3 separate regions of the Mus musculus genome follow, and all the other regions are linked to region 2. The links are chromatin loops, found by intact Hi-C in ENCODE. Cell type or tissue: gastrocnemius. All regions are shown on one strand. Region 1 overlaps Sorcs2 (sortilin-related VPS10 domain containing receptor 2). Region 2 overlaps Sorcs2 (sortilin-related VPS10 domain containing receptor 2). Region 3 overlaps Sorcs2 (sortilin-related VPS10 domain containing receptor 2).

The links. A loop is a pair of places that touch in the nucleus more often than their neighbours do. Peaks named below come from ENCODE experiments on the same cell type or tissue, not always from the same donor. Only the 100,000 strongest peaks of a DNase experiment are listed, where the experiment ranks them.
Region 1: a loop joins it to region 2, with 2.1 times the contacts of the local background. A loop is called at or near these places in 7 of 42 quality-filtered maps.
Region 3: a loop joins it to region 2, with 2.6 times the contacts of the local background. A loop is called at or near these places in 12 of 42 quality-filtered maps.

What each region holds. Positions count from the first base shown.
Region 1 is chr5:36,128,293-36,130,792 of GRCm38, reverse strand. The region is part of intron 3 of Sorcs2 (sortilin-related VPS10 domain containing receptor 2); the gene reads left to right. Among named protein-coding and RNA genes, the nearest start is that of Gm52810, 17 kb to the left of the region's middle. In gastrocnemius, no CTCF peak of the experiment used is centred here; DNase peaks (open chromatin) are centred at 208, 896 and 1,481; H3K27ac peaks cover 350 bases.
Region 2 is chr5:36,032,628-36,035,127 of GRCm38, reverse strand. All of the region lies in intron 18 of Sorcs2 (sortilin-related VPS10 domain containing receptor 2), which reads left to right. Among named protein-coding and RNA genes, the nearest start is that of Gm52811, 51 kb to the left of the region's middle. In gastrocnemius, a CTCF peak has its summit at 1,152 (motif pointing left); a DNase peak (open chromatin) is centred at 1,118.
Region 3 is chr5:36,136,331-36,138,830 of GRCm38, reverse strand. The region is part of intron 3 of Sorcs2 (sortilin-related VPS10 domain containing receptor 2); the gene reads left to right. Among named protein-coding and RNA genes, the nearest start is that of Gm52810, 8.7 kb to the left of the region's middle. In gastrocnemius, no CTCF peak of the experiment used is centred here; no DNase peak of the experiment used is centred here.

The DNA of each region.
Region 1 (2,500 bases), 96 kb before region 2:
AGCTGTTTACATGAGGGTGGGCTCATGAATATTTATCTCCTCCTCAGCTGTAATCCAATAATGCTTTATTTATTTTATTGTTTAAATCACCCTAGCGCTTGCTGTGGGGAGCTCTGTCAGCTGGCTCTTGGTCCCTGTGAACAGATGCCTGTCGTTATGAGCCTTATTCTGGCTTTGAGCACACTTCTGCATTTGCTGGCACCACACCGTTGCTCTGGGCTCACTGTGTCAACTGCCTGCCAAGTCCAGAATTGGCCATTCCTCTGAAGTGCTTCAGTCCCTGTTACTAAAAAATAGAGCTAGAACCCGAGATCCACATGTGAGATGACATGCTTAGTGTCACACTGCGTCAGAGTCAGGGCAACTTGCTCTCACAATGCTCTTAGCATCTCAACACCCCTGAGCCACCCAAAGCAAAAAGCAACAACAAAACAAAGGAATGAATAAGTAAATAAACAAACAAAACCCTTCCAGGTGCCTTGAGCATTACTGGACTGTGTAGAATGAGCTAGAGGGCTATGAAGGGGTAGGTCTCAGAAGCAGGAAGCCACTGTAGCTCAGAGCTTGCCTCACAGACGGTGCATCTGGCAGATCCCCCATGGACCTCATGTTTCTTGTTGAGGCCCGCATCTGTGATGCCCTGGCATCAACAGCTGTGGCTGATGAGCCAAAGGGTCCTAGGATGCGGTTCAGGTTTCTAAAGAGTATTCAAGAACAAAGTCTCCTTGCAACTTCTGCAGGAAAGTTACAGGTCAAAATACCCAGTCTGTGTGTGTGTGTGTGTGTGTGTGTGTGTGTGTGTGTGATGACTGCTATCCCAGCAGGGAGTGGGCTGGGATACAGGGAAGATGTAGTCCTCACTCCATCTTTCCTGTTGTGATGACATGATGTGAGCCAGGGTGCCAGCTGGCTCCAACAGGCTTTCTCGATCTCTGACAGCATTTGGGAGAAAGAGAAACTGTGTCCAAGAATCACCAAGAAGGGGCCACCTCATCACATCCATGTCATGACAGATGCTTCCACCCCCTCACCCCGAGGATCTGCTGCTCAAGAAGGGGCTACTACCACCAGCTTGGCATTGGGAGCTGCAGCCTTCAGCCTTCCCAGAGTAAAGAAACCCTTAGATCAGTGGTTCTCAACCTTCCTAATGCTGCAGCCCTTTAATACAGTTCCTCATGTTGTGGGATGCCCAACCATAATAACTTCATGGTTATTTTTGTTGCTACTTCAACATTGTAATTTTACCACTGTTATGACTGTAATATAAATATCTGATATGTCTCCCCTGTGAAAGAGTCCCCCAGAAAGGTCACAACCAACAGGTTGAGAACCACTGCTCTAGAGAATGTAGCAATGGCTGGGATCAGTCTAGAAGCTGACCCCCTGAGTCCTCTTACCTGTATTCAGTGCCTTCTTGGCCCCAGCCACTCACCCTGCATCTTGCTCCAACGTCCCCCTTCTGCCGGCTCGGCATTGCTCCTCAGATTCCAGCTCCTTTCCAAGGAGCTCTGTCTCCTCCACTATCGCTGTCGCATAGATGCTGAGCTCATCAGAGTCCCTGCTGCAGAGCCAATCCTCCTCAATGTCCCCCGAGCCCACCCTCTGCCACCAGGTATCAGGGAGGGGACCTTCACTGTACTTCACCACCCATCCACTCCCCAAGACCTGGCCTCGCTGGCCTGTTTGCCATTCTGGGAGGCTTCTGGTATGTGATGTACTGAGCTTAGGGAGGAGAATAGTGTGAAGCCGCCTCTGTGAAGAAATTGTAATCTGGGGCCAGCCCCACACTCCTGTCCTCTAGTGCTTCTGGTTGGGCTGGGGTAGCCGCAAAATAAGGGAGCAACACAGGGTCTGTACTTCTTGCCAGTGTCACCCAAGTCACGAGCACACAGTCCCTGTGCCCCAGTGTACACCACTGAAACATGTGTGCTTAAGTTTGGCATCCAGGCATGTATTATCCTCAGGAATTCATGGGAGTGGTGGTTGCTGGGGGCGGGGGTGGGGAGAGGTGACATTCTAGGCAGTGGATTCTGGAGTCAATGACAGCAGCTGCAGACGGCTACCATAAGGGGAAAGCCTCAGGGACACTGAATGATATGGGAGGGACTCTCAGCCTACACCCTCAGAGCTCCCCAGGGAGCCTGGGAGCCTCACTTGAGAGTCAGTGTTGCAAGGCTCAGCTCTGCAGGATTCCCTGGGCTGCATGCTCCAGGCCACATTCACACCACACATGTCTGTGCACACATATGTGGAGTTGCTCTATGCACAGAGACACACAAATATCTACTCTTATGTGCATACCACTAACTGAAATGTACATGTGTTGCCCAGAACTTCTGTCCCCTCTCTGGACAGTGTCAATGGCTCTCCAAGGATCATTTTTGATTTTCTTGAGACCCTGCTCTATTTGTAGACCACGGTTTGAGGCAGGAGACTGGGTGTCATGTGATCACAGAAGATGAATGTGCTAAACCAGAGAAACACCGAAAACTCATACCAG
Region 2 (2,500 bases):
GGGATGGATATAAATACAAGTATGTGTGTATATATATATATATACACACACACATATTTTTCTCTCCGCCCAGTCTCCCACTCATTCTATTTTTACTTCAGAACAAGTGTTACATTTTCTTCTGATTTTAAAAATAATATATGCTCATTGTAGTATATTTAGGAAACATATTTATATAAAAACCCCCACCACATACATAAATATCACCCAAAATCCTGTTCCCCGGGGGAACTGTTAACTTTTCTGGTTCCTTCTGGTTCCTGTAAAACATAATAGTTTACGTGACACATTCCTGTGTCTCGGCTAATAGAAGCAGCTAATGATCCCTGCAAGAACATTTTAAAATGACCATTAGGAAAACATGAACGTCCAGAAAATCCAAAGGCAGAGGGGGAGTTCCCCTTCCCCTCCAGATTCTGGTTAATGGACACTCACAGAGGCAGAGAGAGATTGAGAACACCCCCACCCCCCAGGATTCTGTGCAGTCTCCACTCACAGGTCAGCAGGATTCCATATCTTTAGCTAACAGATATGAAGGCTAATATATAGATGAATCCAGGATCATGCATGTTGTGCATAAACATCCTTTAAAAGGCATCTGTCTGACTTTAGAAGTACAGGGAAACTGAGCCTATGGAGGACTCAGACTGGTCACACTAAGCACTTGTGTGTGCACCAGGCACTGTGACAGCCACTTCCTGTCAGAAGTGCAATCTAGCACTCAATAAATGTATGTTATAGATAAAGAAACTGGAGCTGTGAACAGTGAGGCCATTCTTTCGAGGTAAAAAGAGGCAGAGATGGCATTGTGTCCTCTGGAGGCCTCAGGACTCCAGGCAGACAATGGCTAAGTTTGTAGCCCCTAGGCCTAAGCTGTACAACCCTCCCTTCTCCTCCCACCCCAACACACACACACACACACACACACACACACACACACACACACACACACACCGAGGTCCTCTTGCTGATTGAGGCAGCCATCAGATACATACAAATGTATCTCCATTTGTATTGAGATCACAGATCAGAGCTCCTGGTCTGCCTGGGGTTCGCTGGACCCTCAGACAGAACCAGAGGAGGCTCTCAAACTCCTGGCCAGACATCCTGGAAACATGGCCATTTGCTGCCCCCTAGAGCTTAAAGCTAGTAACTACAGTACATCTGCAGATAGGCTGGGTCCCCAGGACAAGAGAACAGAGCATCTTCGGAACCCTTGCAGGGCTGCTTGTCAGGCTCAGACTGGAGTGGGCAGAATTGAGGGGAGCAACACAAAGATGCCTTGAAATAGGGGTTCCTGGGCCACCCGGGAGGCCTGGGAGGGAAGCGGGGAGGAGCATGGGACTGAAGATAGGCATATACACACTTAAACGGTGACACTAACTCCCTCCCACACTCACACACACTTTACAGGCACAGTGTGCACTCCTCCACTACACACACACACCTACCATTACACATCACTGGTCTTGAAAACAGGGCTGGGTGTGAGGAGCCTGCGTTTCCTAAGTATCTAAGAATTCACAGTGTTGGGGGATGGAGGCCAGACCCATAGATACCCTCCAGTCTGTAGCTGCCTTACACTTGACAGGTGCAGAACAGACTTGGGGAGTTGGCATCTCCATCCAGCAACGGCACCTCCCCCAGCCAGACCTCAGACACAAACCCAAAATAGATCACACACCTGCGTAGGATACGGGGAGGTGTAAACTTTTAGGACCCCACACCAAAGCCATCCCAGAAGCACAGACTGGGGATCCTCAGCACAAATGGGGCTCCAGGCTGTGGAATGAAGCAACATCTAGATTTGAAACCCCAGGGAAACTGTTGAGAAGATAAAGGCAGCTATAGACAGGAGGGCATCTGTGGGCACAGCCCAGTGAGCAGCGGAGCTGGACCATGCAAAGGTCTCTCTAGCTCTGCAGCATGGAATGGGCGTGAGACATGAGGGACAGTGGGCAGGGCAGGATGGACGATGTAAGCAAAGGCGTGCACTCAAGGATGGGAACGGGAACCCATGCCTTGAGTGCTACCAAGAACTCTTCCCCTCATAGGAATGAATTGGGTGTTGTCTTAGGGTTTCTATTCCTGCACAAAACATCATGACCAAGAAGCAAGTTGGGCAGGAAAGGGTTTATTCAGCTTATATTTCCACATCTCTTTCATCATCAAAGGAAGTCAAGACAGGAATTCACACAGGGCAGGAACTTGGAGGCAGGAGTTGATGTAGAGGCTGTGGAGGGTTCTGCTTACTGGCTTGCTTCCCCCTGGCTTGCTCAGCCTGCTTTCTTATAGAACCAGGACTACCAGCCCAGGGATGGCACCACCCACAATGGGTCCTCCCACCCTTGATCACTGATTGAGAAAATGCCTTACAGCTGGATCTCATGGAGGCATTTCCTCAAGGGAGGCTCCTTTCTCTGTGATAACTCCAGCTTGTGTCAAGTTGACACACAAAACTAACCAGTACAGGTGTGGACACACCCCCTTGCTCCTCATT
Region 3 (2,500 bases), 100 kb before region 2:
AGCCAGCCAGCCAACCAGCCATCTGTCCATTCATCCATCTAGCCATCCATTTGTCCATGTATCTGTCATCCATTATTTATCTGTCTACCCATCAAGCCATTCATATATTTCAATCCATCTATCCAGCCATCCACCCACTCAATCATGTTACACCAGGCTACCACTGACCTTCTGTCTGTTCAGTGGGGAGAGAAGTATGCAGAAATCCCATGAGTGTTTGGGGGCAGTTATAGGAATGCTACAAAGGTTTCCCATGAGGTCACAGAGCAGAGCATAGTTAAATTTGTGTTTACTTAATTAGTCCTAGAAAATGACCCTGCTTCATACCTCTACCTTTCCTTTACAAAGATCTTAAATCCATCAATTGAGCAGTGAGCTGTCAAATTACTTCTTATACCCGAGCCTTGCTTATGCCATCTGTAAACAGGGGATGGTGTCACACCTTTGCTTCTGGATCTTGTACTATCTAAATGATGTAAAGATAAAGGACCATGATGACTGGCATGAGCTTTAGAGACTGCAAAGCGTCCTAGCAACGCAGAGACTCATTCTCTTTATCACACTTATTAAGTAGCTGGAGATTAATAACAGACCATGGAGATTGAGAATTGAATTAACTGCCGTGGGCTAGATTCTATTATCATAATGATAATTGTGTGCTCATCCAATGAATATTGGCCAACTGCCTTCTACAATCAAGCACCTTTGAAAACTCTCCTTCCTGGGTAAGAGCCATGTAGTCTTTGCTTTAAGAAGCCATAGGAACAATACCAGGCTGTTGGACCCAGGTTCCACGGAGAGGAGTGGATGAGCTACCCTGCGTGTTGTATTGTTGATGAGTGGATATCGGAGCATAGCATGTGGAGGAGTCCCACAAGCATGGTCTGAGCACTTCACACTCTGTGTCCATACATGTTCCATGCCTGTGAGTGCTCTGAGCCTGTGATGCTCTGCATCTGTGAGTTGTTCACAGTGTCATGTGGGAATGTGCCACTAAAAAAAAAAAAAAAGCTCTGTGGCCATTGGTGCTTCATTCTTGAATTGCTCTATGCCTGTGAGTGTTCCACATATGTGAGTCCCTCAGTGAGACTTCTGTGCCCATGAGTGATCCTGCAAGTACTTTTGACCTGTTAATGACCCACATATGGGAGTGCTCTGTGTATATATGAATACTCTGTTTCTGTGAACATTCTATGCCTGTGAGTTCTTCACATGTGGGTGTTCCGTGTCTGTGAGTGCTCTGAGCCCAAGAGTAATCTTCATGTTCCAGCTCCAATTGCAAATGAGGATGATGGGACCCAGAGCAATGGGGTGACTTCCTACAGACTTAGAGAAAGCAGGACATGGACTGAGACCAATTGGAACCATAAAAAGGACAGATGGCTATGTTTGGCAAGAAGGAACTCACAATGTCCCCAGAGCCACTTTAAGGGTCCTGTGACCTCTCTCTCTCTCTCTCTCTCTCTCTCTCTCTCTCTCTCTCTTTCTCTCTCTCTCTCTCTCTCTCTCTCTCTCTCCCTCTCTCTCTCCAGTTGCCCACCTTGACCAGGAGAACTTCAGTTGAGAGAGTTGAGCTAGTGTCTTTTTGGAAAATAGATCCTCTACTCAATTTTGCTTGACTTCAGTGCTTGGAGCCCAGGTCCTACAACCCATTGTATGACTGCTGTGTCTACAGTGCTATGGAGCCCTCCTCAAGAGGCCTCCCATCTGGTCCAGGAGATTCATATACCTGCTCTTATGCTCCATCATACTGACCCCATGTGGTCCACTAGGACTGCTATGGGGTTAAAGCAGGCTTGCTCATCCAGTGTTCCTGCTCCTCCAACACCCATTGCCTCCCACTGAGCTCTGTTTGGTCCTTGGAGTCCAGGCTATAACCCTACAAGATTCATGGGTCCCCAATGCCCAAGCTATGTACCAGGCAGATAGACCAGGGCTTGTCTCCACCCTGTGGAGCTGGGCTGAAGAGTCATGAGACTGTAGATGGCCCATGGACACCCCTTCCCCAACCCTTCAGAACTGCAGTAGGGGACTGATGGGCCTCTTAGTTTGACTGGAACAGGAGGTGCCTAGAGGCAGGCTCCAGCCCTCCCAGCTGAGCCATCTGGGGGGCCTCTCTAGGGTTATGCTTATTGGGGGAGTGCCTTGGACAGGTGGGAATCTGTCAGAATGCATGGGAAGTTTGGAGAGTAGGGCCAGAAGAGGTCCTGGTTGGACAATCACAACCCCTATCAGACTCTGGATCTCAAAGCCACAGCCTGGCTGTGGTTAGGAAACTAGTTACAGAGGTGACTTAGATAGGAAGAGGCCTTGGTGTGAGCACCTCTCCTCACAGTAAGGTCTAGTGAGGCCCCACCCACCCTGTGCCTTTCTCCTGCCAGTGGTTTGAAGAACAATAACATCACCTGTTCTTTATGAGAGAGAGCCCTGCACAGTGACCATTTACCAGTGTCAGCCCAGCCCCTGCTGGTGGGGATGTGATGTCACACTCTGAGTCATG